Regions from separate parts of the Mus musculus genome. Here all the other regions are linked to region 1. Evidence: chromatin loops called from intact Hi-C (ENCODE). Cell type or tissue: gastrocnemius. All regions are shown on one strand.

Evidence for each region. Peaks named below come from ENCODE experiments on the same cell type or tissue, not always from the same donor. Only the 100,000 strongest peaks of a DNase experiment are listed, where the experiment ranks them.
Region 2: a loop joins it to region 1, with 2.4 times the contacts of the local background. A loop is called at or near these places in 17 of 42 quality-filtered maps.
Region 3: a loop joins it to region 1, with 2.7 times the contacts of the local background. A loop is called at or near these places in 22 of 42 quality-filtered maps.

What each region holds. Positions count from the first base shown.
Region 1 is chr4:129,698,660-129,706,659 of GRCm38, forward strand. It overlaps a transcript of Tmem39b not described here and a transcript of Khdrbs1 not described here. Among named protein-coding and RNA genes, the nearest start is that of Tmem39b, 5.8 kb to the left of the region's middle. In gastrocnemius, CTCF peaks have their summits at 1,994 (motif pointing right) and 3,011 (motif pointing right); DNase peaks (open chromatin) are centred at 3,007 and 3,930; H3K4me3 peaks cover 485 bases; H3K27ac peaks cover 1,815 bases.
Region 2 is chr4:130,084,215-130,092,214 of GRCm38, forward strand. It overlaps Col16a1 (collagen, type XVI, alpha 1), which reads left to right. Exons shown (of 70, transcript NM_028266.5): 51 at 54-107; 52 at 1,605-1,649; 53 at 1,790-1,843; 54 at 2,005-2,040; 55 at 2,276-2,338; 56 at 4,408-4,479; 57 at 4,658-4,711; 58 at 5,298-5,342; 59 at 5,523-5,567; 60 at 5,870-5,923; 61 at 6,293-6,346. Among named protein-coding and RNA genes, the nearest start is that of Gm46871, 9.0 kb to the left of the region's middle. In gastrocnemius, a CTCF peak has its summit at 3,339 (motif pointing left); DNase peaks (open chromatin) are centred at 296, 538, 1,091, 1,451 and 3 more places.
Region 3 is chr4:129,931,084-129,939,083 of GRCm38, forward strand. All of the region lies in intron 2 of Spocd1, which reads left to right. Among named protein-coding and RNA genes, the nearest start is that of Spocd1, 6.3 kb to the left of the region's middle. In gastrocnemius, no CTCF peak of the experiment used is centred here; a DNase peak (open chromatin) is centred at 3,341; H3K4me3 peaks cover 571 bases.

The DNA of each region.
Region 1 (8,000 bases):
TAGGATGGGGAAAGAAAGCAGGCTTCCTTGAAATGAGTCAGAGGAAGTATCTGGGGGAGAGGGAAGATTCTAGACAGAGGAATAATGCAAGGACATTCAGCCTGATATGTTTAAGAAGTAAAAAGGAGGGTAAGTAATGTGGGGATGACAACTGCATCCATCAGCCTGGCCAATAGGCAAGCATGCAGGCATTTTCTTAATGACTGATGTGGGAGGGCTCAGCCCACTGTGGGTAGTGCCACCTCTCCGCATGGCCTCTGCTTCAGTTTCTGACTCCAGATTCCTGCTGACTTCTCTTCATGAGAAACCATAACTTTACAATGAAAGAAATCGCTTTACCATGCTACTCTTGGTCCTGGTGGTTTTTGTTTGTTTGTTTCAAGACAGGGTTTCTCTGTGTAGCCCTGGCTGTCCTGGAACTCACTCTACAGACCTCAAACTCAGAAATCCACCTGCCTCTGCCTCCCAAGTGCTGGGATTAAAGGCGTGTGCCACCATGCCTGGCTGGTCCTGGTGTTTATCATAGCAATAGAAACCTAACTAGGATACAGGAGGAGATCCTGTCGCTGGTCTCAGAGGGCACTGGCACCTCACCTCACACACACAGTAACACAGAAAATTGCCAGAGAGATGGCTCACTGGTTAGCACAACTTAGCAGAGTCTAGAGGACCCAAACCCAATTCCCAACACCCATACACAGCAGGTCACAAGGGTCTGTGCATCCAGTATAGGGGATTTGATGCTCTCCTCCAGTCTCTGTGAGCGCCAAACATACACCAAAGCCGGGCCATCTGCGGGAATGTGGGTGACACCTAGCCATATTTTCAGTTACTGCTATATCCTGGGGACAGAGATAACAAATTGCTACACCTGAATGAAGAAACAGGATGTTTTGAACGATCCCTTTTAGCAGTAGGCAGAGGATAGTATGAAAACAACTTCCTAGGAGGGGTCAGACCTGGTTTCTGAGATGAGTAAGTTTTGTTGAATGGTCCAGTGTCTGTTGGAAGGCCCTGGGATTAATCTCTAGCATGGTCTTTTGTTGGTTTGTAAAGTGTGTTTGTACCATACGGGATGAAACATCTCTTGAATCTGGTAACTGCCTGTGGAGTTGGTAATGTTTATGAATCTACAGTGTAAAAAATACGAACATCGTACATAGCGAATTCCCAGGAAATATTTACTGAATTGACTTGGCATACCTACAACTCAGTGTAAGACAGCAAGGGCACCCATGGGTCCAACCGGCTTTGTTATGACCGCTTGCTGGACATCCATTGTTTCCAATAAGAAAGATGATTCTCCCCTGGGAAATCTGCCTCCCTCAGTCCATTTGTGGCTGAGTCTTCTTGAAGTTCCAGTGGGCAAATGATTGAGAAGTCAAAGCACTCCAACAGCCCTGCAACTCCAGACAAGTGGCTGGCTCGAGGGGAGGGGGAATTAGTGATCTAAGTGAGGTAAAATGAGATGTTTTCATAGTATATACACTACAGCTATCAAGAAAGAAATCTTGAGATTTCCTTGTGATGGCTGATGAAAGCAAAGGCTTTGAAGAAATGTCACCTGCAGCCACCCCAGCTGCCAAGTGATTTGGTCTCCCAAAGACATTTTAGATGATTAATATAAGACCATTCAAGGGTGTTCTTGTTCTAATCTCTTGGGTCACTTTCATTCTTTGTGTGGTTAGCCCTTCCATACATCAGCCCTCATACCTATGTTCTTGTCAAACTTCACATTTTATGTTTTACAGAGATAATAACAAAGCAAGCCACTGGGAAGCTTTTTGAGATTGGGTTTCACTCATTAGTCCTGGCTGGCCTCCAACCTCAGAAATCTAGCCTCTGCTGGGATTAAAAGTTTCTGCCGCAATGGCCAGCCTGAACACTGAGCTAAACTAAGCAAAGGCCTCATGATTTTTTGTTTTTCTTTTTTTTAATAATCTAGTTTTATTTATTATATGTAAGTACACTGTAGCTGTCTTCAGACATACCAGAAGAGGGCATCGTATCTCACTATAGATGGTTGTGAGCCACCATGTGGTTGCTGGGATTTGAACTCAGGACCTCTGGAAGAACAGTCAGTGCTCTTAACCACTGAGCCATCTAGCCAGTTTGAGGTCCCATGTTGTTTTGACAGGCCTGTAGTCTGAAGGGGCAGGACACAGCACAATGCTTCCTCCCCCCCCCCCAAACAGGGTTTCTCTGTAGCCCTGGCTATCCTGGAACTCACTTTGTAGACCAGGCTGGCGTCAAACTCAGAAATCCCCCTGCCTCTGCCTCCCAAGTGCTGGGATTAAAGGCGTGTGCCAACAACCACCCGGCAGCACAATGCTTCAAGTTAGCATTTCCTCCAGAAGAGTCTGGTCGGCTTGAGCATATTTGAGATTAGTTTTGTGAACCGGACACACAACCTGGAATAGCTGGGGAAGAATTTCAAAGAGGCATTTTCTTGATCCGGTTGGCCTATACTATCTTAATTATGTCAACAAAGAGGGAGGACTCATTTAATCACGCCGAGGTTTGGGTCCTGGACTGAGGAGAAAATGAGTGTTACGCATCTGTCCTCTCTGCTCCTGACGGTGGATGTGACTAGCAGCTTCAAGTTACCGCTGCCTTGATTATCATATGGTCTACAATTGGACTGTGAGATAAAATAAACTCATTCCCCGACCTGCTTTTGTTGGGGCATTTTGTATTAATGGTAAATAAAACCAAGACAATAATTGAAGCTAGAAAAACAGATTGGTAAGATGGTAAGATCATTTGAGGATCCTAAATGCTGCAAAGAATTTGATTCCAGGTCTTCAAATCTGTCTGAGAATTAGAATTAATTCCTATTCATTATTGTGGGGACTAGATTGTGGGTAGATTGCAGAGACACAGTGTATGACAATTCCGGTGGCTGTCATTAGGAGTTGGGAGAGTTGCCCCACTTCATTCTCTCAGAGTGGTATGTCAGTCTTATATCTGATCTTACTTCCTTACCATCAACACCCGCCAGAGGGAGCCACATACAAAGAAACAGGAGTTCCCAAAGCAACAGGGACGCGAAACCAGTTTCCTTTTCAGATACGTGCTAAGATTGGGGCGTGTGGCGTAAGACAAAGCAAGATGACCAGGCAGGTGTACAGTCTAAACTCGTGTCTGTGTGTCTTAGGCCCTAACACCCATGAACTCTGACTCTAAATTATTACCCAACTAGAATCCCTGGTGCTATCCACATAGTCTAGCTAGGTGCTTGGGGCAGCCACCGTGGTGCACACCCGACTCCCACACTTGAGAGGTAGAGGCAGGGGGATTTCTGTGTATGAGATCCAGGCTAGGCCAGGCCAGGGCAGAAAGGGAGATGTTATCTTAAAATAATAAAAATTATTAGTAAGAGCTGGAACCTGAGCCAGGATTCAAGGCCAGTCTGAACTAAAGTGGGACACTATCTCAATGTAACATCACCGTACGTGTGCTGAAGTGAAGGCGAGAATATCGTTATGTGGGAGCAGCATCCATGTGGCACTAGGAGTCCAACAGAGGACAGTGGCGGTAGTGTATGCCTGCAGTTCCAGAATTCAGAAAGCAGAAGTTTGACGCCAGACTGGACTACAGGGAGGCTGGGTCCTCAGAAAGCAGCAACAGGATCTAGTTTCTCTAACCAGGATTTACTAGCAAAGGAAGCACAGCATTACAAACACAGAATACTTTCACGTTCTTTATTTTCCACTTACCTGCACTAAGACGAGATTCCTCCAACACCAAGAGATGTTAAAACCAAGGCCCAGAAAACGTCAACTTACCAAAAACCAAACGGCATCTGAGCCCAGAGACGGGCCTGGAAGCATCCTAACAGCTAAGGGCTCAACGAAGGAGAGGCACGCAAGGCACAGCTCCAGCCTCCCCTCCCGAGCTTAGTCCTGGCTGGCGGCCAGGCCTCACACCCACCCTTCCAGAGCCCGTCCTGCCTCCACACTCCCACTCGTCCCCTGAGAGTCCATCACCCTGGCAACGGTGAGAGAAAGGCCCTTTTAAAATATTTATGTCTCAGAGCAGTCCAGAGGCTTGGGGAAAGCTGACGTCATCCTTCTCAGCTTGCAGGTGACTGACAAGCAGGGCAGCTGGGTGGGTTAGCCAAATACCCTAAGTCAGACCTCTCAAGAGAAAGATCCCTAGGATGCTAAGCAGTAACGGAGGTGGATGCTGTGACAGAATTTCTAAAAATAAGCCTGAAAGAAAGGAAGAATGTTGGGGCTGTACTCTGCCCAGCTCTTCAGATTTAAAACGTTTCTCGGGTTCCCCTTCAGTGGGAGAGAAATCGCTTATGGAATAAACACCAAAGGAATGAACTGGAATTGAAGCCAAGATGTTTGACTTCAACTCTGAGCTTCCCTGTAACCGGCTGTGACCCTCAAGCAGCTATCCTGGACCTGGAGGTTATACATGACTTACAATCTCCGAAGAGAAAGGCTGAGGCTAGACCACTGGCCCAGAAGCTAGTAGGTAGAACTAGTCACCGTTCATCGCTTGACCAAGCCTTTATTGAACGCTTCATGCAGAGGCAGATACTTGAAAACTTTAGTACAGAGGGGATGCAGAACAGCCCCACCCTTCAAGAACTTGTGGACAAGTGCTAACAAAGACGAACACAGGCTCAGAGTTTAAAATGCCTTACCTAAAGTAAATGATTCTCAACTTTCCTTCACAGATTACAGAGGGTGACCTTCTTTTCTGGGAGTCCTCTGGAATGTCCAAGGGCACCCAGGCTATAGGTTCCAATAAAGGTGTGACAGTGGGGGGCATATATAGTAGTATGTTCCAGAACATTCTATGGGAAACTAAGCAGAAACAAGAGACCGGGAATAGCACAGGAGCTGAGTGTTCTGACCTGGAGAGCCACACCAGGGATTTAGTCCCTGGTCTTTGGTGTTTCAAGACAGGTTTGTGTAGACCTGGCTGTCCTAGAACTTGCAATGTAGATCAGGCTGGCTTTGAACTCCATCTGTCTCTGCCTCCTGAGTGCGGGGATTAATGGTGTGCGCTACGATGTCTGCTGCCTTTCAACTCTTTAAAGCCATTTATTTGTTTATTTATTTATTCATTCATTTATTGTAAGATAAAGTGAACCCAGGTCCTCTACAAGTGCAAGTGAAGTGATCAAACACCACGTTAAGCCCCAGCCCCTCCTACTAAAATGCCTTGAGTAGGTTGAACGGTTAGCACTGAGCCCCTGAAGCTCTGAGGACTCCATGTGGGACTAAAGACTCCTAAGTAGCAGATCCTGCCTGGCTTTCTGTGAGAAAATCAGATCAAGAGGTGGGGTGAAACACAACTGTTGACTCCTCTCCTGGGTTTCTATGGCCCAGGCCAGCCTCTATACAGCAGGTCGCTCCTGGGATCCAGGCTCTGTTGACAGCTGCAAAGACACAAAGTGGAAAATTAAGGAACTGGAAGCTATGGGGGTTTCTCAGCTTTCATCTGGTCAGGCTTTGTACCTTCCAACCTTCCCTGCCCACCTGTCCATCGCCACCCTCCTTGCTGTGTTCAGCAGGCAGGTTCCTAGGTACACACAGATGAGCAGGAGGTAAACGCTCACAGGCTCTGTGAGCTTTCTTTGGCAATGAGGTTATGTCTCAAACCCTATGCAGCTCTCCCACCCATGGATGACTGAGAAGAGGGGGCTGAGAGGCCTTACTTGGCTTTCAGGTACAGCTGGGATTTGTGACTTTGTGGGCTCTTTTCCACCCTTTACCTCACCCACCTCTTCTCAACCTTTTACTAGACAGAAGAGGGAGAGGGGGGAGGTGGAGAGAGAGAGATCTGAATTTCATTTCTTTCTTCTTTGGACTAGGAAATGGCAACAACCATCCCTCCTGAACCACCACCAACCCACCTCTCTGGGCCCTAGAATTCACGTACCCTCCGAAAAGTTCCCAGAATTCCAAATGTTACACAATCACAAAAACTCTCTGTGGCTGGCAAAACCACACCGCTGCGAGAGCACAAAGCAAATCATAGTCCGCGGCCGTGGACAGTGCGAGGCAGGATCATATCCCCCCACCTGGGATTAAAGCCGTAACACATTCTTGTTTTTTTTTTTTTATTCATTTCATGCCAGTACAATGTCACTGTCTTCAGACACACCAGAAGACAGCATCAGATCCCATTACAGATGGTTGTGAGTCACCATGTGGCTGCCAGGAATTGAACTCAGGACCTTCAAAGAGCAGTCAGTGTTCATAAACACTGAGCCATCTCTCCAGCCTGCAGTAACACATACTTATATTTGTGTTTTTAAAGAAACCAAAATCCCGGAATTGTCACTACATTCAGTTTTTTGTTTTTTTGTTGTTGTTTTTTGGTTTTTCGAGACAGGGTTTCTCTGTGTAGTCCTGGCTGTCCTGGAACTCACTCTGTAGACCAGGCTGGCCTCAAATTCAGAAATCCACCTGCCTCTGCTTCCTGAGTTCTAGGAATAAAGGCGTGTACCACCACATCTGGCTTTCAGTTTTTTTTTTTTAAATTAACTTTATTTTATGTACATTGATGCTTTGTCTGCATTCACAACTGTGTGAAGTATTGGATCCCCTGGGTCTGTACTTAGACAGCTGTGAACTGCCCACGTGAGTGCTAAGAATTGACTGAATCCTTTGGAAGAGCAGGCAGTGCTCTTAACTGCTGAGATCCAGCCCCTGTTTGTTTTCAGACAAGAGTCTCACTTGGCCTCATTTAGGAACTCACTATGTAGACCAAGCTTGGCCTTGAACTCAGAGGTCTGTCTGTCTCGACCTTCAAAGTGCACGCTCCACCACTTCCAGCTTTCAAAATCCAATGCTTTATTTATCCCAAACCAAAACAGCTTGAGTTTAAAAAGGAGCAAGGAAGTTCTATCTTAAGTTCAGAGGTCCATCTCAGGGTTATACCTAGAGGACACATCTTATCCTGGGACGCTTGGGCTGGGGCCTGATATTATGTAAAAATCCACAGAAGTGATTCTACTTTTGAAAAGATCTTTAAAATTATGCGTGCATGTACATGTGTACCTGCTCCTGAACTCACGTGCTTCAGGAGGTCAGAGGCATCGGATCCCCTGGACCTGGTAGTACGAGTGCCAGGAACCAAGGCTGAGCCACTCTCCAGCCCAGCTTCTTCTAAAAGCCACTGATCCTCCCACCTCGAAGGCCTGTTCTCATTCCCATGTCCAGCTTCAGCCTGTAATCTTAATACATCTCTCTTCTCCCATACCTAGTCACTAAGTTATGTTCTAGGAGCTGCTGAATATACCTAGTTCTCTACAGCCTCACTTTTTATATGTATATGTGTGCCTTTCTGGGCCAAGGTGCAAGCAGGCCAAGAGAGGGCATCAAATCCTGGATCTCAAGCTACAAGTGATTGTGAGCTGCCAATCTGGGTGCCAGGAACCAAATTGGGTCCTCTGAAAAAGTAGCAAGCACTCTTAAATCTTTTAACCACTGAGCCGTCTCTTCAGCTCTAATCTTCATTTTCAATCATATTAATCTACCATAGCCTGGGGGCTGCAGGACACCATGGAATCCATCTCAGGGCTTGATGCATGCACTAGACAATTGTTCCACCATGTTTTAAAAGACTCTGTTGCTGAGACCTGAGCAGAGGCTAGACTGGCTGGCTGGCTCCAAGTCAAGGATCTGCCTGTCTGCCTCCCCAGCACTAGGATTATAAATGTACACTATCACATGAAGAAGAAAATCAAACTCACGTCCCCATGCTTAAAGATGGAGTTCCCGCTTTAGCTCCTTTCTAGTGCCTTCCCTCACTTAAAAAAATTAGGTTGTATGCTAGCACATCTTTAATCCCAACCATCAATAGGCAGAGACAGAAGGATCTAAGTTTAAAACCATCCTACTCTACACAGCTAATTCCAGGACAACCAGGACTTCAGAGAGACAATCTTCTCAAACAAAAAATAGGTTGGGGCAGCAAGATAGCTCAGTGCATAAAAGTGCTTGCTGCTTAACAAGAATCCACATAAGCAT
Region 2 (8,000 bases), 390 kb after region 1:
CATTAGCACCATGGTAGGCAGGCCACAGAGCTAATTCTGCTGTTGCTCATCAGGGTATCAAGGGAGAGCGAGGATACACTGGCCCCTCGGGAGAGAAGGGCGAATCGGTAAGCTGCAGCATGGGTATGGATGTGAGGTGAGCGTCAAGCAGGGTGCCCCCCCACCCCCACCGCCACCTTCATCCGCTGGACTGGAGATCTTCCTGTGAGGAGGAGCCAGTGACCCCTGCTGCCCCTGCCCCAGTCACTCCAGCTGCTGCTCTGCACAGGCTGGTGGCTGCGGAGGCGGAGGCAGAGGCTGTGAGGAGATCCTAGCAGGCTTCTTGCAGAGAAGTCAGAGGGAAAGGGCCCAGTCAGCTGGCAGAATTCCCCTCTCCTGCCAAATCAGGGCCAGGAATTTTTTTCTTCTTCTTCTTCTTCTTCTATTGAGGCCACCTTCATGGGGGTCCTACACTGAAGGAAGGAGCTGAGGACTGCTAGCATATGAAGTCACAGGCTCCTGAGTGACATGACTCACCCAGAGGCCTGCAGCCAGCCAGGGAGTGAGTTAGTGGTGGAGGAGGGCTGGGCTGGAGTCCATGTCTATCTGCTGAAGAACCTCAGCCCTCATAGCCGGGATCTGCTAAGCTAGAGCTGGAGCCATCTCTCCCCTTCTCACAAACGCCAGCCAGGCCAACCCTGTCACTCTTCTACTCTGCCACAGGATGGTCTCCTAGGCAGGCTGGGTGCTGCGAGTCCTTCTGAGGGGTCTGCACTGAGCAAAAAAGGCCCTGTGAGCCCTGCCCTGCAGCAAGAAGCAGATAAAAACATGTATGGATAGAAAGATAGATGGATGGATGGATGGATGGATGGATGGATGGATGGATGGATGGATGGATGGATGGATGGATGGATGGACGGACGGGCAGACAGACAGACAGACAGACAGACACAGACAAGAATGTTGAGAGCTGAGAGCCCTGAGCAGAGTGGGGCTCGGGTAGCATGATGATGCTGTAGAAGAGGGAAAGGGGGTCCTTCCCCAAGGAGGATCAGGGGAGGATGGAGCTGTGCCAGGTCCACGGAGCAGGAGGTCATGGGTGGGTCCTGGCAGGGACAGCATTGGTTTCCTGAGGGTTCAGGACACATGGAAGGAGAGGTGAATGGTGGGCATTCCAGAGAGAGGAAATAGCCATGCCCAGGCTCGAGGGTGCGACCCAACAGAGCGTGTTCAGGGTACAGCAGTCTGCACAGAGCGAAAGCATAGCGGAGGGAGCAGGGAGAGGGGTGTGAAGCAGGGAAGGGTGGCTGGTGATAGATTACAGGATGCCTGTAAACCCAGCCTCAGTGGGAAGCGTATGCCTCATTCATTAGACAGAGGGGAGCCCCGGAAGGCTTTTGAGCCAGCGAGTGACACAGTCAGAGCTGGACCTACACAAGAGAGATTAGCTCATAATTTTTGGCCAGATTGCTGTAGGCCAGGAGGTAGCAGGATTAGTTAGCGGGCTGGTTCCAGGGAACTGAAGGGCCAGGTGGAGAGGACACCCCTACCTCGTGCTCTGCCCACCCCCAGGGCCTCACTCCTCATGTTTCTGAGTGACTGATTCTGTTACTTTGCGTCCCCAGGGCCCACCAGGATCTGAAGGCCTTCCAGGTCCCCAAGGTCCAGCGGTGAGTGCCGGGCACGGGGTGGGGTGGGGTGGGGTGGGGTGGAGAGTGGGGGTGGGGGTGGGGGAGTGCCCTGGCCTCTCCCTGCGGCCCAAGAGACAGGAAGACTGGGTTCTCATCTGCATTCTCCTCTGTGGCAACAGGGTCCCCGAGGAGAGCGAGGCCCCCAGGGGAGCTCTGGAGAGAAGGGTGACCAGGTGAGCATTGTCTGGGAGGTTGAGGGGACTTCACCTGCTGCCCATCTAGGACAGACTGGAGGACAAGGACAAAGCTTGCAGACTTGAGGCTACCCCAGCCTGTTCCTCTTTCCACCAAGTGTCCAAGAAGGGGGGGCTGACCTCCTCATTTCTTCCCTTAGGGATTTCAAGGCCAGCCAGGCTTCCCAGGCCCACCGGTGAGTAAAGACACAGAAGTTCCCTGTAAGGCGGTCCCACTGGGAGGAGCAGGGCCTGCCGGATGAAGATGGACCTGGGCCAGGGAGGTAGGGGGTGGGAGAAACAGTCCAAGTGGCTGTGATAGATTTCAGGAGCCAGGTAACCACGGAGGGTCAGGCAGATAGATGGCGCCCACCAAGAAGGTAGGGGGAAGAAGCCCCGCCTCCAGCCCTGCCCACTTCTTCATTGACACAGGGTCCTCCAGGATTCCCAGGCAAAGCTGGAGCTCCTGGCCCACCTGGCCCCCAAGCAGAGAAGGTGAGCCGAACCCCACTTCTGCCAAAGCCAAGCAGCTGTTGCCACTGTTGAGAAAATTCACAGACAAGTCCATCTTTGTCAGGCTGTGCTCACCAACGGATGGCTCTGTGGATGGTCCCACGCCCTCTCCTAATCCTCCCTTCCCTACCCCCCTGCTCAGCCTTTGAGTAGCCTGGGCTCCCATTTGCCAGGAGACTGGCATAAACAAGGTGGGGGTAGAGGCACAGGACTGGTAGAGGCGGGTAACTAGACTGTGACAGGCCAGCTTCAGCCAGCTTCATTTCTCAAGGGGAAGCAGAGGGGGCAAGGAGCCAGGGAACGAATGAAACTGGGACCCCTTGAATGGAGGCATACCTGGAGGAGGGGTTGCCTCTCTCTGTAGGTTGTCCTCAAGGGCCCCGAAGACACAGGGTCACCTGTGATTTTGTGATAATCTTGGGACAGCAGCCTTGGAACTCTGCAGGACTGACTCTAGAACTACAGTGATAAGCTAGGCACATAGCCCTGCTGCAGTTTGGAGGTGACGTCCCTGGCTCAGCAGAAGCTGGGGCTCCCTTATGTACTGGGTAGGAGCTGGGGGAGACCCCAGGCTTAATTTCTAAGCATTGGATGGAGGAGGCATCCACAGGGCGCTGTGGTTTCTGGGAGCCTCTCTTCTCTGAAGCCACACATTAGCCTCTCACTGTACAATGAGGAAAAGAAAACAGTTGGAAGACCCAAAAGTTAGGGAGCCATCCAGGGCACACACTGTCTTAGCATCAGAGATGAGTGTCCCTCTGCCGCCTCCCCAGGCTTGTGCCCATCAGACGTAGGTGGACCTATGGTGGCTGTCAGCTCCCTCTCATGCCTGCCTTCCCAGTGAAGGATGGAGGTGGTAGCCAAGTCCTGCTTAGGCTGGTCATTGCAGAGAATCCCACACTGCTGGATAGAGGTGCTTCATCTCAACTCTCAGCGAGGCTGACATTGGCTAGAACTGTGCTGACCCCTCCTGGTCAATGGCGGTATTGCAACACCCCCGACTTTCTGCCCTGTAGCTGTGTCTGTCCATTGCCGCAGAGCTTCTCCGCTGCCCAGGGGAAACAGCAACCTTTCCTTAAGCATCTTACCTCTCAGTCCACACTCCTATTCTCCTCCCCAATTCCCTGCTTTGGGCTTTCCATGGCTATATGGCTGTTTGCAGGTGGTTTTACAGTCCCTGAGCCTTTTATTAGACAAAAGTTTGCGTGCAACCTCATAGAGTACAGACACAAGTGAGGAAGCTCTGGATAAGACCTGGAAGAAGGTTCTGGAATCTTATCCTCTGGCCCAGAAACCTAGTTTATGCTCCCAGGGTCAAGGATCAAGGGTCCCCCACCAACTCCCAGGGTGCTGAGAAGCGATGTCAAAGCCACTGGTCTGTTTCTTGACTATGTGCCACATGTTACGTGGGGCCCCTCCAGGTCCAGTGCCCACCTCCCCAGCCTCATCTCCCAGTCCATCTACCCTAAGGGCCCTGACACCCAGGTCACAGGCATGGGACCACTTCCAAATCTCTCTCTCCTAGGTCCCCTCTAGCTTCCCTCCTGCCTCATCCCAGGGACTCATCTTCAGAGTCCACCATCTGGTGACACTCCTGTGACATTTTCCCTAAGGCCTGGCCACCATGGGCCTCCACCCCAATCCCTGAGATCTGCAGCTCCATCCTTGAAAAGCTGATGTGGTGTTTCACTGCAGGCATGTGGCCCTCAGGGACCATGAGACCCTGGAGTACAGGAATCTCCTCACCTTTCCCACTTTGAGGCATGAAAGCCCACACACAATATAAATTAAACACACACACACATACACACACACACACATGTACCGGCCTCTGGGACAACCCTGAGAAGGGGCTGGTTTAAGCAAGTTCTCACTCCCCATAGAGCCGTGAGGGAAAGGGGCCTTGGTGGGTGAGGACACAGGTTCTTAGGGAGACTGTGTGGAATACATTAGTTAGTCAACGTAGAACCAGGACAGGAAGCCAGATGTCCTGACTCCCAGGGACCCCCTAGCATCCCTGGCCCTGACTTCATTGGGTGTTCCTGTTTCAGGGCAGTGAAGGGATTCGAGGTCCCTCAGGCTTGCCTGGGTCCCCTGGGCCACCCGGCCCTCCCGGGATTCAGGTGAGTGTGTGGCCTCTGGGCCCGATGGCATGTGGGATGGAGTACCTGTGTGAGTGTGTGTGCATGTTGTGGTAACAGTGTGAGTTGGGTAAGAGGTGGAGCCAACCATGGGGCTGGGTCAGACTTCCCTCCTCCTAAGCTCGAGAGCAGCATCTAGCCACGCCTTTCTCGTGCGCAGGGCCCTGCTGGGCTGGACGGACTGGACGGGAAGGACGGCAAGCCTGGCCTGAGGGTAAGATGGGGCTGGATGGGAGGCAGGAGCCCTCCCTGCTGATGAGGTGAGCTGGAGTCGCCCTTTAATCAGGGTATCCAAGTCTCCTCCCGGCTGGCCTCAGACTCCCCTGAGTCTCTCATGCCTCCTAATAGACTTAGCCAGGTTAAGTGAATTGGATGGTGACAGAGATACCACTTAGATCCCGAAACCTGGACAGCTGGAGGAAGTAGGCTGTATTCTGGAAAGAATAAGGTTGTAATCATGACAGGCCTAAGCAGGCTCTGGCTCCTTGGTTGAGATTTTTCTGGGCAATCAGAGAAATGGGAACATGGCAAAGCGGGGGGGGGGGGGGGGGTTGTGGAGCTATCAAGGTCATTTCCCATCCTTAACAAAAAGAAACCAAACCAAGGCCCACAGAGGGGCTGGGACTCGTTCACAGTCCCCAGTCAGTCAGAGGCTGAGCCAGACTGGGATTTTTTCCCTCTGTCCCATCTAAGGTTCCCAGCAAATCCTGGGGATGGAGATTCAGAAGCAGAGTGGGGCGGAGAGTGGGTGTGGTCAGGGCTGAATCAAACCTCCTCAATGCTTCCTTTTCTTTCCCTAGGGGGACCCAGGTCCTGCTGGCCCTCCCGGACTCATGGGACCTCCAGTAAGTTGAGCTGAAGGAAGGAGCCGGGAGCTCTGAGCCCCCCTCCCGGCTCTCCTCGGAGCCTCCATGTCCTCATGCTATGGTTGCAATAGACTCTACTGATATAGCCTGCGCAGGAAGGTGTGGGGGCATCTCGGGTATCAGATCTCGGGCACCACATCTCCCTGCTTTTCCTTCCAGGGCTTCAAGGGGAAAACAGGTCATCCTGGCCTCCCTGGGCCTAAGGTAAGAAGGAGGACTTCAGCTCAACAGACTTCCCCGGTCTCTTCAGACCCAACGCCTGAGTTGGGCAGCCCAGCCTGGGTTTAAACTGCCTGCCACCTGACCCCTGGCTGAGCTGCTACTCCAGGCCTGGCTTCCTGAGGCCACCAGGGCCCAGCAGACTGGGTCGGGATGCTGACACCCACCAGCTTGAAGAGTATCAGAGGTCCTCTGGCCAAAGCCAGAGCAAGATGTCAGAGCTCCCTTGATCCAGGGTCAATGTGGGGGTGGGGATACCAAGCCAAACTGCCACCTCTCTCTTTTAGGGTGACTGTGGAAAACCCGGTCCTCCTGGCAGCAGTGGCCGGCCAGGGGCAGAGGTAAGGACTGGGGTTCTGTGGTCATGCGGCCTGGGGCTCCACTAAGTCTGAGATGTAGCCTCTCTGCTGCATTATCTTCCCATTTTCTGCATTAGAGTGGCTGACTTCTCTCCTTGGCCTTCTGGTGTGAAATTTCGCCCGCTCCCCGGCCCCCCATCTTGACAGTTATAACTGGTCCCCTCCCTAAGAGCACCATTGGACAACCACCCAAAAGGCAGGCCTGGCCTTTAAGGCTAGAGTCTAAAGCTCAGAGCTCTGTCCAGCCCTCCATGGCACCACCACAAGCTCTGCTCATCTCTCCCCTGAAAGTAGCCACGGATGTGCAGGTGAGTGAGTTTCTGTGTCACCTCTTTCTTTCTGATCCTGCAGGGTGAGCCCGGTGCCATGGGACCCCAGGGACGACCAGGACCCCCAGGGCATCTTGTGAGTTAAACTGTTTTTGTCTCTGCTTCTATGAACTAGGATGTCACTGAGGGGGATGTGGTAAGCTCGTGGTGGCCACAGGAGCCCCAGCCGTGCGGAGATGCCAGGGCTTTGGACTCATCTAATTAAGTGGCTTTTGCTTTCCAACGCCTTTTGGATTTTCCGGGCACATGCATGTTTGCTTACCAGACACGAGCCATTCAGTCAGTCAATAAGCAATTATTGACCATCTGTTCCAAACCAGGGCCACAGCACAGAGCCACATAGACAAGGGCCCTTGTCCCATGGGACCTCCCCGCAAGCACAGGAAACAAGGGAATAGGAAAGGTTCAAGGGATGGGGTGATGTTACAGGGGAGAACTGGGTAGGGCCTTAAGGCAGCGTTTCTCAACTTGTGGGTCACGACCCTTCCAGGGGGGTTGTGTATCAAATATCCTGCATGTCAGATATCTACATTCTGATTCATAACAGCAGCAAAATTACAGCTATGAGTTAAAAATGAAAATCTTCTCATGGTTGGGGCACCCCAGCCTGAGGAACTGTGTTAAAGGGTCGCAGCATTAGGGAGGTTGAGAACCACTCACTGTTTAGCGGATCCCTGGCTGGAGAGATGACATCACTGAGGCCTCAAGGAAGGGTGGAGGCAGCTGTTGCTGGCCTGGGAGAAGAGGTCTAGGCAGAAGGGATGACACCGATACACAGAAACAAAAGCAGCCAGGAGCTCAGCATGTCTGAGGGACCTCAAGAAATCCACCACGCTGGGCATGGGAATAGCGTGAGAAGTGCACGTGGGATCAGAAACCATGCTGGGCTCCGAAAAAGATACCTCACAGGGCAGGCACACTCAGGGAAGGGCTGGCAAGAGGTGGGTGGATGGGTGGTGGGGAGGGAGAGGGGACAGAAAGCTAAGGGGATCTGGGATGTGCTTGCAGGGGGTTGGGGAGGCTTGTTCCCTTGGTCTGAAGTGAAAGGGGGACTGAGTGAGAGAAAGAGAGGAACCAAGAAGTTCATTTGGGCAACTGGGTGGTGCTTTTACTCTTAGGGCGAATCGGAGAGAGCATTTATTAAGCAATATTGCATCTCCTATCCACTTTTCTCATCAGTGACAGTGTGACAGCAGCAAGCTGATAGGGCTCCAGAGAAAGTGAATCCACTGTGCGCTAATATAGTATGGTTGTATAGTGTTGGGAGGTGTTTGGGGACATTAAGAGTACTTCATGACAAATAAAAAGCAGGGGAGAGGGGGGCGACTTTCAGGTCCCGGTTTTTATATATCTCAAGGAGTTCAGAGAACCTGTTCTGGGGACCTCTGGTCCCCAGTAGAGGCTCATGGGGGCTGTGGATGAGGACCTCCTGGGTTCCTCCTGTCACTGTTCTATCCAGCCTAGGCCCCTGCTCTCTCCTGGTCCCAGCGATGAGCAGTCCCACCCCAGGAGTCAGCTTAGGAGCCATGGCCCAGAATGTTCTGGGGAGGGGCATAGGGTTCAGAGAAGGTGTTGCTCCGGTGAGCAGGTGATCTCTGGACTGTGGGTATTTAGATACAATCCCAGCAGTGTCAGGAAGGGACATCCCAGGGGTGTAGCATGTCACTGTGACCTGGGGGGAGGAGCCACAGAACTTTCCCAGGTGGATGTTGGATCAGCCTTTTTGTCTG
Region 3 (8,000 bases), 230 kb after region 1:
AACTCAGAAATCCGCCTGCCTCTGCCACCTGAGTGATGTTTGCTTTTTTTATAGTGTTAGTAATAGTCCCTCAAGACAAGAATTAGCCCACTTTACCAGATGGGGAAACTGAGGCTCGGGGGAATTAACAGACCTCTCCAAGTTCACACAGGGATGGAGTCGGGGCTTCCATCCTTCCGTGTTCTCTCTTGTCACTGTTTCTCTCTGCATTCGTTGTCTGTTTAATTATGATATGAATTTTGTTAATAACCATATCTAATGTCTACAAGCCAGGGGTGGAAGATAGTACTTATTTTTCCCATATAACCGATTGCTTTTATATTTATTGAACGTGTATTATGTGCTAGATGCTTTTGATATAATTATATGAAGCAAAGAAAAGGAAGTGACAGTGGGAACCAAACCCAGGAAGTTTGTCTTGTGTGCTTGCGCATTCAATGTCATCGGCTAAGCTTGTTCAACATGCCAGGTGCTGAGTGTGTTATCTGAGATCTTTGTACAACTTCTGAGGTAAACACTGATGATATATACCCATTGCACTGATTTGGTCACAGAGGCTCCAAGAGATAAAATGACCAGTCAGGGTCAAAGAGCTCATTAGTAACACTGAGACAGGAGGCAATGAGCTGCCTATGTGTTTATCCTTGTTTGTAGGATAATTTTATCCCAACTCTGTGATATTATTCTTGCAAGCATCTATATTTTGGCTTTTGTCGAGATGGTAGGTCAAGGTCCAGGCTATTCTCAAACTTCCAATGTAGCCAAGTCTGGTCTGAATTTCTGACCCTCGACCCTTCAACTCCTGCATGGTGAGATTGCAAGCATGTGTCACTACACCTGACTCAAAACACTTGCTCTGCTTCGTTGTTGTTTATTATTCACTTTGCCTGTGTGTCTGTGTAGGAGTGTATGCCCGTGAGTGCAGGAGTCGGTGTAAGCCAGAAGGGGGCGCTGCATCCTGGAGCTGGAGTCACAGGTGGTTGTGAACTTTGAAGTGGGTGCTGGGAACCGAACTTGGGTTCTCTGGAAGAGCAAAAAACATGCTTAGTCTTTGAGCCATCTCTCCAGTCCCCCAACTAGTCATCTTTCATTTCAAAAGAATTTTAATTTGTCTTAGAAAATAAAGAGGAGCCAGGGGTGGTGGCGCACGCCTTTAATCCCGGCACTCTGGAGGTAGAGGCAGGCAGATCTCTGGTGAGTTCGAGGCCAGCCTGGTCTACAGAGTGAATTCCAGGATATCCAGGGTTACACATCTCAATAAACAAACAAAATAAACAAATAAACAAAAAAAAAAAACCCAAACCAAAACAACAACAAGAAAGCCGCTAAGGAGGATGAGCTGCAAACCCTGCACTCGGCAGCCCCCAGCACGACCTGAGTTCAGAACAGGCCTATCACGAATCTTTTTCCTACACTCATCTCGTCTTACCCCAAACTGGCATAATTGTATCCTATTTTATTTTGCCTTCTGATATTTAAAATATGTCCCAGTTAGGCTGAGACTTGGCTCAGTTGGCAGGGTGCTTATTCTACTATGTACAAAGCTCTGGCTTCACCACTGGGTAGTGTTGGTGGGGAAGTTGACCTGTTCAGCAGTAGTTCTTTGGGGGAGCAAGCTCCATCTTCTTTGGCAGCAGCAGTTCAGTCCTGTAGCAAACACCAAATACGACTCAGCAGCTGCAGACCAGTCCTCTAGACAGGCAGACAGCACACACGAACTGGCAGCTACAGACCAGTTCTCTCCGCAGGCCGACACCAGGCATGAACCAGCAGTTGTCGCTCAATCCTGAGGAACCGTTAGGCTCCCCAACTGGCCTCAGTGAGGCTGGGGGGGGGGGTTTGCAGGAACCTCATGAGCAGTTCTTGGGCAAGCTTCTCTCAATGGCTGCCTAGAGATGCATAGTGCATAGGGAGGCAGAACAAACCAAGCCAATGCTCAGTGCTCGTCTCCCACTGTCTGTGGGGTCATAGTTATACTCCTGCCTCCAGCGTCCTTTCCCCTGTGTCTGCTTCAGGAAAACATCCGTTCACATGTCTGCTTTAGCAAGACATTCTTTCACCTGTGTGCCCCAGCAAAACATCATTTGACACAACTAACTTTCCAAAGAAGCTAGATATTGCCACTTCAGAACCCAGAGCTGGAGAAATGGCTCAGCGGGTGAGAGGGGTCCTGCAAAAGCGAGATGCCCGAATAAGAAACTGAGCATGGACCAGGATGCCTGTGTCTCCTGAGTACTGTGGGGGATGGAGACAGGAGGCTCACCGGGGCTCGCTGGCGGCAGCCTGTCAGCCTACCTCCAGATTCAGTGAGAGACCTTGTTGTCTCAGAAAATAAGGTGGAGGTGATAGAGGGTGACATTTTGCCCCCTCCTCTGCACCTGCATGGATGCTCTCTCTCTCTCTCTCTCTCTCTCTCTCTCTCTCTCTCTCTCTCTCTCTCTCTCTCTCACACACACACACACACACACACACACACAAATGCATACTTTTTTGGTAGAGTAAGAAGCCCCGTGGATGCCTTTGAGACTGCCGTTCATTGGGAAGGAACACCGGTGTGAGCCTGTGCCCTTCAGGTTCCTTTCATGAGATTCTGTACGTGAACGTCTGCCATTGGCCTTTTCGTGTGTGAATAGGTTGTCAGACTGCGCAGCATGGTGTGGGGCTGCTTCGCCTTTTGGGCTCTGTACCATTTGAAGGTCTTTCCAGGTTGGCACACATGGTTCGGCAGAAGTTCTGCCTTTCCCGACCCTGCGTCAGAGCCGTGTCTAGCTGTCTTTGTCACGGCCGTGGGCACGTTGATGAGAGAATGAGCAAGGACTTCCTTTCCTCGTTTCCAGCCACTGGAGGGTTCTGAGAGCTGCCACTCAGCCTCACTTTGCCTGATGACCCAAGCAAGTGCCTTCACCTTCCGGGATGTCACGAGGGTGTTAATAATACCTTGGGGGGGGGAGGGTGGTGAGGAGTCACCGTGGTGACACATTTACCATTTAGCTCCATGCTTGTGACAAGAACTACGCAGTTTTGTTGTTCAGGCAGGGATGCTGGGGAGAGGTTTCTGGTACATCTGGCTTCTCCCCACTCCAGACAACTTACTTGGATTGAACGGCAGGGTTGGGGTTCCCAGGGTTACAGTGTTTTCGGTGGAGGGGGGCTTGCCGGAGTGCCATGTCGTAACCAGGTTTCCTGCCTGGCTTGGCTCGATGCAGCCCAGAACTGGGTGTTGCTCCGAGCATCATTCTGGATACTGCAGCTCAGCGTACCATCCCACAGCTGCCCAAACAACCCGTTTCCATGGAAACCGGTGCCAGCTGCAGGAGAAGAATTGGGGCTGGGTTGTGACAGGGACGGGCAGTGGGTGGCTGAGGACAAGCAGAGTGGGGTGTGGGCAAGCATGGGCAAGCATGGGCACAGAGCCCAGCCAGTCATCTGCCAGAGCCTTTAGGGGACCCCACGACTTTTTGCTGGAGGCTGCCTGGGTGGAAGCAGAGCCAGACCGAAGAGTTCAAGGTCAGGCTCTCGGTACACAGAGACACCAGGCAGAGCTTTTCCTCTCTGAGTTGTAATTGCCTCCTCTGTGAAAGAGAGAGAGCATCCACTCAGCCTGAGGACCACCCAGCTCTGAGAGGAGAGCCCAGCCAGCGGTGTTGTATTCTGCCTTGAAACCGAGGGTCTTGGAGGGAGAGGGGTCAAGACGCCACCCTTCCCTCTGTCTTGAGTTCTGTTGTATCCAGAGAGATCAGGAGCTGCTCTGGGGATGGGGTAGGAGGCAGTATGGGGAGGGCGGTTCTGCTAGTTTGCCCTCTTCCCTGAGGATGCCGTTATAGCTTCTCTGCCCTGACCCAGACACCCAAGCACAAGGTGCAGCCCGCAGTTGCCCAGTGTCAGGAGGCGCAAGGGGAGAGGAGAGTGTGTTCCCAGTGGGTGACCTAAGAATGGCACTTTATCTGGGAGTGTAGCTCAGGGGTAGCATACTTGTCAAGCATGCATAAGGCCCTGGGTTCAATTCCCTGCACTGAAAACAGCCAAACAACGGATTTCTCTCTCGCCTCCTTGATTCAGCTTTGTGTGTGTGTTTGTGACACGGGGTCTCCTGTATCTTAGACCGGCCTCAGCCTCACTGTGGAGCTAAGGACTATGCACTTCTGAGCCTCCTCCTACTTCCCATGTGCTGAGCTTGCTGGCTTGTGCTGCCAAGTCTGTCCCACGAGGTGCTGGCGACTGAGCCCAAGGCTTCACAGAAGGGAGGCAAACACTCCGTTGGTGAAGCCACACCTCGGCCCCCAGCTCCTTTTTGACTAGGGAGTTTATTTGCTCTAACAGGAGTTTTACACACATCTCATTTAATCCCCACAAGAGCATGAAAGTCAACGTTAATATCTCTGTCCAACCGCTAAAAGAAAATTGGCTTTCAGAGGCCATTGATTCAGTCAGTTTCACGTGACTGGACGGGGCAAAGCTGGGACTTGTATTTAGGCCTGTGCAAGTCCAGAGGCTGCCAAAGGCCTGCGTAAGAGGTTCAGATGTATATTGGACTTTGTTGTAATTTGTGGGATGACTGGAGCAGAGCAGGGGGCGGGGAGGGCTCCTACCTGGGAGGGGCACAGACAGGGTAATCAGAAAGTTGAAGTTCAGAAGATCATGGATGCCCTGACAGTGGAGTAGGGCGGAGGGCCCGACTGTCTGAGCTGGGTGGGTCTGGACAAGGGAAATAGATGCTCAGCGAACAGAGGAGGTAGAAGGAATATGCCGGGAAGAGGGGAGGCTTGGGCAGTGGGGCGTGTTACAGGAGTGGAGTGGTAGTGGGATTAGGGGAGACTGAGAAAGATCAGCAGATTCAGTATTGGTTGGAGGAAGTGCAGAGGTTCCAGGAGGGGGACCTTCTGAGGCAGGCACCAACGAGTGTTGGTAGAGAGAGCTTGACATGTCTCAGGTGCTGATGCCATGGTCCTAGAATCAACACTCTGAGGAGGATGCTGGTATTATCCCCATTTTGCTGATAGGAAAACTGAGGCACAGAAGACTTAGTAATGTTCTCCTGATTTCACCAATCCTAAATGCTGGCAGCAGGTACCCACTGCAGGCACATGCCACAGATATATTTACAGCCTGTGGGACTATGTAGTGCTTTTTGTTGTTTGTTTGTTTGTTTGCTATTACACATGGAGATGCTGTGAACAGTTTAGAATATATTCTTTGGCATAGTTGACCAAGAATATCTTCAGAGGGCACGACCTCTGGAGATGGATTTCTAGGTGATAGGGCACGCACATCTTCAGTGCTAGGGACTCACCAAAGTGATGGAGGTCAGGTGTGTCTGGGGTGGTGTGACCGTAGAGTTACCGAAGCAGTGTGCACCCCACTGGCTCTGTAGACATCTTTCGGTCATTTCACATCTTTGCCAACACTTGATGCTATCAGCTTTTGATTTTTGCCAAAGTAGAGATAGTTAGCATGTCTCTGTGGTCTTGATTTTGCCTTCATGTTAATTCCTTAATATAAGAAACTTTTCATCTAGTTTAGCCATCTCTGTTAAAACTTTGTCATATATATATATGTATATATATACATATATACAGTATATATTATATATGTGTATATATAAAATATGTACACACATACATACATACACACATTTATATATGTGTATGTTAACATCTTATGAACTCATAGGAATTCTTTATATATTCTGGATACTATTCCTTTCCAGTTGTGTTTTATTGTTATTTGTGGATGTGTGTGTGCCTGTGTGTGAGTTTGTACATGAGAGTGGGTACCTTGGAGACCAGAAGAAGGCCTCATATCCCCAGGAGCTGGAGTTACAGGAGGTTGTGAGCCACCATGCGGGTGCTAAGAGCAGAACTCAGGTCCTCTGTGAGAGTAGCGAGTATTCTTAACCACTGAGCCAGAGTCTCTCCAAGTCCACAATTTTGCGTTTCTTACAGTATCTGTTGGTGAAAGAAATTCTAAAAATTTTTATTGTGTAAAATACATATAACATAAAATTTGGGTCTTAATCAGTTTTTAAGTGTATATAGGTCAGTGGCATTTAGTACACACACACACACACACACACACACACACACACACCCTACAACTGAATTCACCTATCAGACGGTAATTCCCCGTTCCCATTCCTGTTTACCTCTAGATCCTGGTAACCACAGCCAGCCAGCCATCCTCCTTCCTTCTTCCTTCCTTCCCTCCATTGTCCTCCTCCTCCTTCTCCTCTTCCTCCTCCTCCTCTTCTTCTATGGCTTCTTGAGACCCAGTTTCTCTGTGCAGCCCTGGCTGTCCCGGAACTTGCTCTGTAGACCAGGTTGACCCTGAATTTAGAGATCTGTCTGTCCCTGCCTCCTGAGTGCTGGGATTAAAGGCGTGCATTGCCACCTCCATTGCTGCCACCATTGAACCCTCTCAGTTCCTTTCTGTACAGAAATAATTATGCATCTTAAAGAACAGGGACAGAGCTGGGCCAGATATTATGTCTGGGAAACTGGCCCTGTCTGCAGATATTGGCAGAGCTAGCAGTGAACTTGAGGGTCTCCGCTGGGTTTCCTCAGGCAGGTGATTTAAGACTAGGGTCATCCTAGGGGGGGTAGTGTTGAGCTTTTAAGTCCTTATAGACATAAGTTTGAGAATTGGTTCCTTGCAGGAACCTGGATAGAGTTTGGTCAAGGGGACACAGTCTTTGTTACTGGCCCTGTTCTCTGTGTAGCTCCTTACAGAATGTGATTTCTGATTCGTGGGATGGAGTCCCTCTTCTCCACACCACTTTAGCTACCAAGTGTCACCTTCTTTTCAGGATGGCAACAATTCCTTAATAGTATTAACAATTCAATACTTATTCAATCCAGATGGAGGTAGTGATGTATGCCTTGATACACACACACACACACACACACACACACACACACACACACACACACACACACACACACACATATATTCCCTGTATAGATCAGGCTGGTCTCAGACTCATACTCCACATGCCTCTGCCTCCTGAGTGCTGGGATAAACGTATGTACCCCCATACACAGCTCCTGATTTATTTTTATAGTCTGCCTTTTAATGTTGGATCCAAATGAAGTCTGCCCATTTTTAAGTGGTTGATAAGTATTTCATGTTTCTTTTAAACCACGGGCTCCCCTGTCTCTTGTAGGGTTTTGTTCCTTTTCCCAGAAGCTGAAGAAATGAGGTTGTTTATTCTATAGTGTATTGCATTCCTGGCCCATAGTTAAACAGTTCTTCTGTGTGGTGTTTGTTTGTTTGTTTGTTTGTTTGTTTGTTTGTTTTTTGAGGCAGAGTTCCTCTCTATGCCCCTGGCTGTCCTGGAACTTGCTCTGTAGACCAGGCTGGCCTCGAACTCAGGCTTCCCCTACGTAGCTCCTGAGTGCTGAGATTAAAGGCCCTCATCATCACTGCCCCGCCCTGTGTGGTGTTCTACAGCTGTGAGAATCCTGGAGAAGAACCATCCCATGGAGGAGTTATCCTAGCGAGTAATTCAGAGGCTCTAGTCCATCACCACAGGAAAGTCAGGGGGAGGCAGAGGCAGTGACCAGGAAGCTGAGTGGTCTCCCTTGCTACAGACCTCATTTGGTATGTCTAGGCTCCCAGCCAATGGGATGGTGCTGCTCACACTTAGGGCTGTTCTTCCCATATCTGTGCATCTTCTTGGGAGACCCTAGCACCGGCCTTCAAGAAGTGTGCTCAGAACAGTCTCCCCATGTCCTCATTACAGTCGGGCTGCAGGTGGGCTAACTCCTGCTCTCTCTGTTCCCCGTGGACCCTCCAAGATGGTGTCTGCATCAGAGGATCAAGACCTCGTGTCACTTCCCAGGGGATGAGGTGGTCTTCCCATCAGAGGGCTCACAGTAACCACTCATACTGCTTGATATTTTCCACGCCTTTCTAACGTGGAAACTTTAAAAATTGCAGTGTCTGGCTGCTGCTAGCATATTAAAAAAAAAAAAAACGATTGATTTTTGCTCATTGATTTTGTA